2 separate regions of the Homo sapiens genome follow, and region 2 is linked to region 1. A link is a loop called in an ENCODE intact Hi-C map of the cell type or tissue named here. Cell type or tissue: dorsolateral prefrontal cortex. All regions are shown on one strand. Each heading gives the region's core, and the rest is flanking DNA. Links, peaks and the distances in the headings are about the cores only.

Region 1 (5,391 bases), core at 76-5,075:
GCCATTTTAAAGTCCTAGGACATTATTTCTGTTTTGAAAATGAGAACTGCTCATGAGAGACTAAATCTCAGAAACTCTTCTTTTGTGCAAATCCATCTTCCAACATATTCACATGTATCCCCGTGCCCTGTGATCATGGTGATTAGGCATCCCAACAGTGATTCTCCAAGAAATAAATACTTAACAATTTACATGCAGAAAAAGTTATCAGAGGAAGCAAACCCCAAACCCCTGGTTCCTGGGCACCATTTCTTCATTTCTTAGTCATAATGGAAAGTGACCCATTCAGAGGAATACTTTATCTAACAAACATAATAACAGAGTCACTGGACCTCGAAAATATTGATCCACCTGCTCTGTGAAGGAGTTGTTGTCCTCTGAGTCTGTTCCCTTTAAAGCTGATGCCACTGAGGCAGAGAGATGTGTGAGATGCTGGAGTGCTTGTGGCTCTTGGAATATTATTAGAGCTCCTAAAGGTGTACATCAACCACGTACCCACAAAAATTTTTAAATAAAAAAAATTAGATCTCCTGATTCACTGTCAGTGAAGTTTTTGCAGACCAGTTGGGGAACTGAGCCGCATTCCTAAAAACACTGTCAGGGAAAGAGTAAATACTACATTTCAGACACCTTACATATATACTGACTCTCGGAAGTGGCCCACTTGTAAATCAGAAGTATCCAGGATTATTCTTCTGAGGTCAATCATTTTTCAGTTTGGTTGAGAAACAGAAGTTAGGCTGAAACTGAAGTTAGGCTGAGTAATTTCTGCAACAGTTTCAGAGACCAAAATGAGGAGAAATTCGCAGACATGTCTAGTCTACAGATTATTCACCTCATTCATCCTGCAGATTGTTATTTTGTTTATATATAGACTTACTTGTTTAAAAAAATGAGCCAAAGCATTGCTCCAAGTGAAATTTTAAATGTGAACATTAAAAAAAAAATCCTTTTGGGTAGGCAGGACAGTAGATTTTAACGGAGTTCTTCTATGACTCAATGGAAAGAATCAGTTCTAACACTACTGTCACCATCCCAGTGTTCAGATAAACATCATTTTAAACTTCATGTTTTGCACATCTTGTACTTGTAGAGAAGAAAAAGGAAATGGAAAAGGGAGCTTCAATCTGAAGGTGTGTGGCTGACTTTGGCACTTAGGAAGTTTCTCTGCTCTATTTTCTCTGTTTATGAATGCTGCTTCTCGATGTATTTTTACACTGAACATTTTAAAAACAGATTTATTTTAATAGAGAAACAACAGAAAAAATTTAAGACACCATTAATACACTTCCGGGATAGAGCAAAGTGTTCATGCAAAATGAACATACATTAGAGGAAATGTAACCTTTCTCAGGATGGACTTCCCACATAAATCCTCCCCTTTCTCCGGAGGCTGTGCGACAAATATCTTGGCTGTCAAGTCAGAAAGCTTTTGATATGGGTCCCGAGGCAAATTACATATTTTTATACCATTTTTCTCATTTCTAAAATGAGGATAACACCACCTTCGTACTCTACAACACAGTGAAAACTGAAAATTAAAAATAAATAATAAGTAGTTCCAATTTTTTAGAGGTATGCTCTAAAAGATCAGTCTTTAAATTCAAAGACCACAGGACCATTTGACTGTAACTTTTAAATGCCTGAGCAGGTGAGTTCTAGTTCTTTTGAATATCCAAAGCATTTTCCCTCCTTTCTTTTAATCAATAAGCTTATTAATTTTGGAGATTTACTCTGTTCTCACAAGCCTATGATGCACTTCTACATACATTATTTCATTTGCTCCTCAACGCAGCTCCGTGAGGTAGACCTGACTTTTTTTTCAGTGAAGAACTGAAGGACAGAGAAGCTACTATCTTGACCGAAACTTATAACCTGGCGGCAGTGGTGGTCAGCCTTGAACCTAGGTCTGTGAGGTCAAATTGTCATGCAGTTAGTGCAATCTCCTGGCCGGACACAGCCATTTCATCATTAGGAAGAAGGCGGCCATGCTTTTCTTTATCCCTCTCACTTCCAGAGCCACATTAAAACCCACCAGAATAATGGGATGAGTTTTCCGGAAGGGGGAAGTGTACATGGATATATCACAAACAGAACAGAGATTCCATACAGGAAGCCCTGGAGTTTTACAAAGCTCGACTAAGAATTGCTAGTCATTCCTCTGTTACCTTATTTGTTCCAAACATTTTTTTTCAGACAATCAAATGGGGGATGGGAGCAGGAGGGAATGAGCAAGAAAGAAATGCCAGTAATCACGGTGAATAACAGTCGTAGGGGTGAAGTGACAGCTCAAGGTTTTACTGTTGTCATAAAAGTGGTGCAGTTTTAGAGCTTTAAGATGAGCAAATCTCTGGGGTCTATGTCCACCGTGGTTCTAATAGCATTAGAAAGGGGGAGTTGGTATAAACAATAACAAGATTTATGTTAGTGCAAACTGCTGACTATTGACTCTGATTCTGAAGAGAGGAGAAAAGAGAAAGCGAAACTAAACCAGATTCCTGTTATGTCCCTATTTATGGGAAAGTGAGAAACTTGACCGATTCTAGTGGACATTAACAACGGGAAGGCAAGCAACGGAGTCTAATGCCTTAAGATTATAGTCAGTAGAAATAAAATGGAAAAAGAGGACAATAAAAAAAGCTGTGGTGTGACTGTTTTGAACTGAAAGTTTCTAACCACAGAAAGGAGCTGACCAAAAGTAGCTGGACTAGGACAGTTGTATGCCCAGAGGAACAGAGATTTTGAAATCCTACTTTGTGGAACAGAACACCTAACCAAAACTGGCTACCAGTAGAAAATAAAGCCCCAAACAGTCTTTCCTGCTGACGTGTCTTTTAGTTTGTAAAATGTTTTTGAAACGGAAGACTTAGGATTCGCCTTCACTACCTGGACTTGACTTTTATGCCAAATTAACATATAAAGATGTCATCTCCCTCCCTTTTTTGTCAACAAAAAGGAGACAGAACCAGGCTCTTCTCCTCTTTACAGTTCATTATCTATTACGAGAGGTACTTTTCTACCCCGAGGAAACTTCCCATTGGGTTTATGATTATTATTGAACTATCACAAACATTTTGGCTTCATCAGTTTATATTAACAATCTCATTAGCTCAGATAGATATTTTCAGCAACAAAAAAATGACCCTTATTGTATTATTTTAGGTGGGAAGTCCATCTTTTTAAAAACAACCACATTATTATAAAAACAAATATGTAGGAAAGAAGTCTTTGGCCACAGGAGGGAACTTAACCAAAGTTCCATTGACAGATCTTAGTACAGTAAAAAAGAATTCAAGCTTAAGACAGAGAACTGAAAATTGAGCACAAGATCTGCTCCCATAATCTGGGAATTTTATGACCTCCCTAAAGGAAAGAGTATGTGGTCTGTTAAATCTGATAATAAAATATCTCCTTGAGGCCTTCAAATGTAATGTGTCGGATGCTCAATCCATTCGGTACAGGCCAATTGGACAGCTGTCAGCCCCCCCAATTCCAGGGTAGTCCTTCTGGTGTTATTGCCACAGTATACAGCCTTCAGAAAAAGGATGCAAACTATAAAGCCAATGAAATATTACAAATATTAGGATAGAAATATTCGTTCATTATATATTTATTAAATGTAACTGAATATTATACCTATATATCTACTTTTCTATATAGGACCTGGAAAGATAGAAATTAAATTTTTAAGTGGTTATCTATGGAGTGTGACATTGGTAAGCAGTCTTTATTTTTTATTTTGTGTATTACTGTATTGATTTTTTTTACAGTGAGAATTTATTAATTTAGCAATTTAAAAAAGCCAAGACAGTTTTTCTTTCCTAAAGAACATATTAGGTAATAGGAGACCAAAAAAAAAAAAAAAAATCTGGTTGTCTCAGACAAGCTCAGTGCACAGTTAAAACTAATTATTTTGGGGTGATCTTGTGGCTAAGAAATCATGATGTGAGAAAGATTATTTTTATATTTACTAGAACATCTCTATAAATTCACTACTTTGTCCTAATTTTTATTGTCTTTGAGATTCATTTAGATTCGAGTAGTTAGCAATTATTTCTGCCTCAGGAGGATAAATTATTACCCTAGGTAAAGCAAGTCAGAACCATTACTAAGGGTTCATCTCAACCAAAGAACATGTTAGAGTACCAATTCTAGAGATGCATGTTGTAAAAAGATCACTCTGATGGTTTGAGATTGGAAGCTCATCATCAAGAAGTAGAATAATAGCAAGACCATAGCTTTTGTGCAAGATCATGATCAACACTAAGCTACTTAGAAAACTGGAGTATTTGGGGCCTGGAGCCCTCTGTATCCTGACATGTGCAGTCTCACACTGAACAAAGCAGGTGTTTAAATACACAAATTTCCTGTGAGAATGGAGACAAATAACCAGAGTGCAGTTAGATTTGTTTGTTTGGCAATATTTTTTAAATATGTAGTAGAAACAAAGGATCTAGTGCTGAGGTGCTGAGGTGAGGAAAGGAGAAGGGGAATAAAGGGTGAGAGGTAAGGGGGTGCTTAAAGTTGTTCCAACCAATTTCATAAATCAAGCCACTGAGGAAGGTATAAGAAGTGAAGACCAAGTTCATGAAAGCCCAGAAACTGAGGATTTGCGTGTGAGACGTACTCTCTAAAACAACTGAACAAGGAGAAAAAGGGCGAGAAAGAAATACTTCATAAAGCCAAGCCTAAACTAATGCTTTTTGCCCTACACCTTCACATTTACACTTAACCTAAAAAGATTAAAATATCATAATAATTCTGAGATTCCTGGCTCTCAAGATTTCCATTATGACACATCAATAAAGCAAGGCAAGGTGACTGAGAAAGAGCGGCCGGCTTTCATTTCCTGCTCATTTGAAGGTCACTTTTGGAGATAAAGATTATATTTTTGCAGAACCAGAGGATACACGAACATTTCCAGGAACTTGTAACATCAGATGTTCTGAACGAGCAAAGGAAAATGAATGATCCTATTAAGATACTTCTGACCATAAATCAGAGGTGTTAAGCTCTGACTGGCTAACTTCAGCTTCCCATTTGACTCATTTGAAAATGGAACTGATGTGAATGTAGATTGGAGGAAGATGCTCAATGCCATTAGAAGTGGCTCATAAGCTGCTCCTCACGGATCTCAGATTGAAATACAGTGTGCCTAGCACCCGGGGACAAATATTTGCATCGTATCATTGTTAAGTGACTCTGTCCGAGTAGCAGAAAAATGGGTGTCATGCCTGCAATACAAAAGAATTGGTTGTGTTAAAACATACAGGCCTGCAGGGAAGGGTGGTGAGCAAATTACTAATGCCTGGCACTTGGAAAGGGTGATTGCGTTTTTGAGGTTTTTAATAAGGGATTTTTTTACCCCTCTCCTATTTGCACAAGCATCTA
Region 2 (5,391 bases), core at 281-5,280, 65 kb after region 1:
CTAAATTTAAATCCTTAAACAAACTGTGGATGTGAAACAATCTTTAAGTGCACTTTATTTTTTAAGGTAATATGAAACAAGTTGAGAATGCAATAAAATCTAGGAAGTAAAAAGAAAAAAAAAACACAACTATTGCCGGTGTTTATGTCTTACACTGAATTTGCAAATGGAAATCTATCCTAAGAAAATGTGTCGGAATTTAGAATATCATAGACCAGGGATCAGAAAACTTTCTGTAATGATCCAGATAGTAAATGTTTTAGGTTTTGCAGGCCATATGGCTTTTGTTGCAAGTACGTAACTTTGTATAGTGTCAAAGCATCCGTAGACTATGGAAACAAATGTGCGTGGATGTGTTCTAATAAAACTTTATACATGGACACCAAAATTTAAATTTCATATGATTTTCACATGTCATGAAGTATTCTTTTGTTTAACTACTAAAAAATGTAAAAATTGTTTGAAGCTCGTCAATTGTTCAAATGGGTCAAACCAGAACAGGCAACGAGCTGAATTTGGCCCACGTGCCACAGTTTGCTGACCCTTGCCTTAGATGGATGAAGCATGGGCTGAAAGAGTAAGCTGTGAACTTTAAAACATATCAGGAATGTCAGTTATTCAATCAATCTTCATTAAAGAGTGGCTGTGAATGCAAAGTCACCTATGTATTTACTTGACAAAAAAAAGTTTACCCTGAGTTTAACAATGAGAAAACAACTAGACCCATCAAGATTGTGGATCATTCTGCAAAACTGGCCTGGACTTTTCAGAACTGTCGATGTTATAAAAGCCCAAAGAAAAATAGAGTAAAAGCACAGGGAAACTATGCAAGATTTAAAAAAAAAAAAAAAAAAAAAGACTTGGAAACTAAAAGCAGTGTGTGATCTTTGTTTGAATACTGTATTAAAACAAAAACAACTATAAGAGGACATAATTTGGGTAGTTAGAGAAACTTGAATATAAACTATCAGGTATTATTGTATTAATATTACATTTTTTTTTTTGAGACAAAATTTCACTCTTCTTGCCCAGGCTGGAGTGCAGTGGTGCAATCTCGGCTCACTGCAACCTCTGCCTCCTGGCTTCAAGCAATTCTCCTGCCTCAGCCTCCCAAGTAGCTGGGATTACAGCTACCACGCCTGGCTAATTTTTGTATTTTTAGTAGAGACGGGGTTTCACCATGTTGGCCAGGCTGATCTCGAACTCCTGACCTTAGGTGATCCACACGCCTTGGCCTCCCAAAGTGCTGGGATTACAGGCGTGAGCCACCATGACCAGCCAATGTTACATTTCTTGAGTATGAAGATGGTATTGTAGACTTGCAGAAGAATACCCATGTTCTCAGCTAACACATGCTGAAGTATTTGCAGATGAAGTATCATACTCTACAATTTAATTTCAAATGATTTAATCATACAAAAAAGTGTGTGTGTATACAGAGATGAAGTAAATATGGTGAAATATTAACAATAAATGAACCTGAGGGATGAGTACCAAGTATCTTTGTTCTACTCTCAACTTTTACATAGGTCTGAATTTTTTCAAAATGAAAATTGAAAAAAGAATATGTAGAAAAAAATATAGCGGTAAATTTAGTTGGTTCGATTTATATTTAAAATATAAGAATTATATGACACTTGAAAAGTGAGTTTTTCTTTAAAATTCTAAAAAATTTCAACTTCTTTTGGAAGCTAAAGCAAATTGACTTGTAAGACAGACCTGGATCATTTCATTGATATTTTCATCTAGTTTGTTTCTAGGAATTATAGAATGGGTGAAACCTAGTCCGGATGAACCAAACACAACAAAGTCATCAAACTCAGGTTTCCAGAAGCCCTAAATTTAGGTTGTTCTGTGTTGTATAAGATGCATATTTATTCAGTGACCAGAAATCTAACAAATATTTTTCTTTCTGTAATTAAAACCACTTTACTTTTTCTGGTAGTCAGATCCAGATGATTTTTTGTATACCGTTTTGCTCACTAGATTTTCTTAAATGTAGAGAAACTTCATCAGAAACTAAATGAGGTCATCATTTAATTGAGACAAAAGTCATAATCACTCTATTCAAGGACACAAAAGGCACTTTCAGAAGAAAAGCTGTAAACCTTTGGAGACAGATACCATGTGTTAGTTGCCTTTATATACCTAATGCCAAATATAGTGCCTCACATAGGTAGCCATTTAATAAATGTTTGCTGAATGGCTGAATAAATGAATAAATAAGCGGAGGGAGTGCCCTACTTGGAAACAGGTTAGGTTTGTATTCGATGTAAGGAGAAGATTCCAGATGACTTAGGCACTGGACTGGGCCACTGAAGGAAGTCATGGATTCTTATTTATTTATTGTTTGAAATTTACAATAATAGAATAAACATATCTTGAATATATTTCTAGAGAAAACTTCGCACTTAAATGTTCAGATTCTTTTCTACATGTATGATGATGAAGACAGTTCCTTAATGTGAAGAATTCTGTCTGTTAACATTCAGTCAGGTTGGAATGGATCTGAAAACCATGACATATGAAGGGCAGTTGAGGAAACAGTGGTTGGGAGATGATGAGTAACTGGCCTTGATTATCTTCAGGGTTGCCATGAGAAAGAGGGAGTAAAGATAATCTGGGCTGCTCCATAAGACAGAACAGGGTAGCGGGGTACTAGGCAGATTTTAGCAACCTAAGAAAGAACTTTCTAACAAAGAGATATGCCCAACAGTGGAACAGTTTGCCTTAACAGACAATGAGCCACTATCACTGGAAGTGTGTAGGCAGAGTTGGTGTGATCATTTTCTAAGGGTAATTGGGGAGGTAGTGCCTACATGGGGTGGGAGATTGAGGCTATTTTTCTTCTTCCAACCTGAAAAGGCATTGTTCAACAAACCTGAAAGTCATTCTACAAATTTAGTGTTAATACTAAGCAGATAATTAACAAATACTTTCAATACTGCACGGTCTTCCATGAGCATGTAACAAGTAGGTAGAACATCATTGTCAGTTTGTTCTTTGAATGTTTTACCAGTCGATGTAGACTTGACATTAGTTACTACCCAAAGAAAATTTAGGTTGTGTCAGTATGTAAAATAATACCATATCCCAACAGAGGTCTAGAATGCCCTTAGAAATTTCAAAGACTCTAGGATTTGTTCTTTCACTACATCCTGGGCCACTATACTTGTGTACTCTGTTATTGCAAACTTAGCTTATTTTCTCCAGCTGCCCCCTAACTAGACAATTATCTCTAATCTCTTTCCCCCATAATCCTCTTGAACACTGCAACTAGATGTCTGGCTAAAACCGCTTTTGAACAAATTACTACCTATTAAGAAGCCTAGAATAATTTATCCATTTAGAAATACATATGGAAAAGATCAGAAGGGGCATAAAAATACAAATAGTTATTAAAGTGGTAGAATTACAGATAAGCATCGTCTAAATGATCTTGGCGTGGCACTAATGATAAATAAAATCAGGTGCAAAACAGCCTGTACAAAGTGTCCTTATTACCTAGCATTTTACATACAGAAGCTCCAAGTTAACTTTTTAAAAGACCTTCCATTAAGTCCTCCCAATTTACTTTTTCTTCTATTACCCCTGCAATGAAGTTTCATGAATATTCCACTAACTTTCCACTCTCTGCAAGCCCTTTTTCTTCCTCCTTGTACCCACTGCTGCTTCTCTCATTGCGCTTCTATCACTACATTTGCTCTGTTCCTCAGCTCTGCAACAAATACTTCATGTCATTTGCGTGTTCACTTGTTCCTAATGCAGGACAGCCTTCTGAGGGCAGGGCTTTGTCTGTTTGTTCAACATTGCATCTTCTGGATCTAGAATAGTGCCTTGCAGATAAAAAGTGTTTCTGAACTATCTGTTGAATGATTGTCATTCCTGTGACTGCATGAACCCACAACATTCTTTACCTTTTAGAAATTTGATATATATTATCTATTGTGACTTTATATTGCATTGTACCTCTTTCTAGTTGTGTCCATGTTTTAGTGTCAAAATAAAGGGATAGATGTCACCATGTCACCTAATTTAATCCTTTAATTCAGTAAATTTTTATTGAATACCTACTGTGTCAGGCACTTAAGTAGGTGTTACGATATAAATTTAAAACTGCATTTAACAGGAGTCAGTAAAGGCCAGATGAAATATTTCTTTGTCAATTTCTTTTACACATATAAATATACCTGAAATCTATAAATAATAGTCAAATTTTCTGTACTTTTCTACTAGCTTTCTATCAAACTCATTCAAAATAAATATTTAAAATAAATTAAGACATACAAGGTACCTGAAATCCAACATTAAATCATTAATGATAAGTGGAAATAAAAAATCTAGTATAAATGTTTATTGGTTTAGGGGAACTGACATTTAATCATTTGCTGTTCCAAGATCTTTATAGTGACCAGAAAGATTTTGAAAACTGAAGGCTTTACGTCTAGTCTCTAGTTTAGGTAATGTTAAGCCTCTTAAGCAATATGAATATGTTTGGAAGCTGCTACATGCTATACTTTTTCAGAACCAGATGCAACAATTTGGTAAAGAACATAGTAGAAGAGATCACTAATTTTCCTTTTCCCCCAATAATCTGTGTTTATTATGCCAATTTTAATTACCATGCAATCTAATGGATTTAAGGCTTATATTTTCCACATCACTAGACATCACAAACATGAAAGCATTTTATACTGTCATTATACATCAATGTTTGTACTTGGTTATACATATATACAGAAATTATTCACACATCTTAACCTTGCTATTTCCTCCTTTCAAACCAACATAATTTTACCGTGAAAGCAGCTTTTTAATAAATGGTATAAGAAATACAGCAAGGCACACTTTTTTAAAAAACTTTTTTCTCATTACCACCTCAAGAAGCATAAAAAATGAAAATGTTGTACATAATTCAATAGTAGAATGTCACCAGTTTATAATATACAACACCATATGGTTGTTTCTTGAAATGCTGCATAGATTATTTTTTAAATGAAATAAATAAAATGGCGCTTTTAATAGTTGCTTAATTTTGAAAGAAGGACCAGTGTTTCTTCTCTATGCTGCAACCAATTCAAATGTTGGCTTTTTAGGTAAAACTCTTTCAATAAACACAGTCATTATACCGTTAAAAAAAAATCCAGATTGATACATGAAATTGGTCAAGTACTGGTGGGGGGGTCATTCTAGACAGGAGAATTTAATGGACTACCAGTTGGTGAACTGCAGAACTTTAAAGAGTGGAAGGGAAGGGAGGAGGCAAAGAGAAAAGTCTAGCTGGAGAGAGAGGGTTGGTAGAGGTAGCTTGGGACAGGAATCCATGGGAGAACAAGCAGCTTTGCTGAACTTCAAAGACGATCACCTAAAGAGAACCAGCGCACACATTCA

What was found. A loop is a pair of places that touch in the nucleus more often than their neighbours do. Peaks named below come from ENCODE experiments on the same cell type or tissue, not always from the same donor. Only the 100,000 strongest peaks of a DNase experiment are listed, where the experiment ranks them.
Region 2: it touches region 1 in a loop (3-fold over the local background); 3 of 110 quality-filtered maps call a loop at or near these places.

The regions. Positions count from the first base shown.
Region 1 is chr14:32,894,465-32,899,855 of GRCh38, reverse strand. No RefSeq gene overlaps it. Among named protein-coding and RNA genes, the nearest start is that of NPAS3, 42 kb to the left of the region's middle. In dorsolateral prefrontal cortex, for the core only: no CTCF peak of the experiment used is centred there; no DNase peak of the experiment used is centred there; H3K4me3 peaks cover 1,616 bases; H3K27ac peaks cover 1,791 bases.
Region 2 is chr14:32,830,000-32,835,390 of GRCh38, reverse strand. It overlaps AKAP6 (A-kinase anchoring protein 6), which reads right to left. Exons shown (of 14, transcript NM_004274.5): 14 at 1-5,391. Among named protein-coding and RNA genes, the nearest start is that of NPAS3, 110 kb to the left of the region's middle. In dorsolateral prefrontal cortex, for the core only: no CTCF peak of the experiment used is centred there; no DNase peak of the experiment used is centred there; H3K27ac peaks cover 1,254 bases.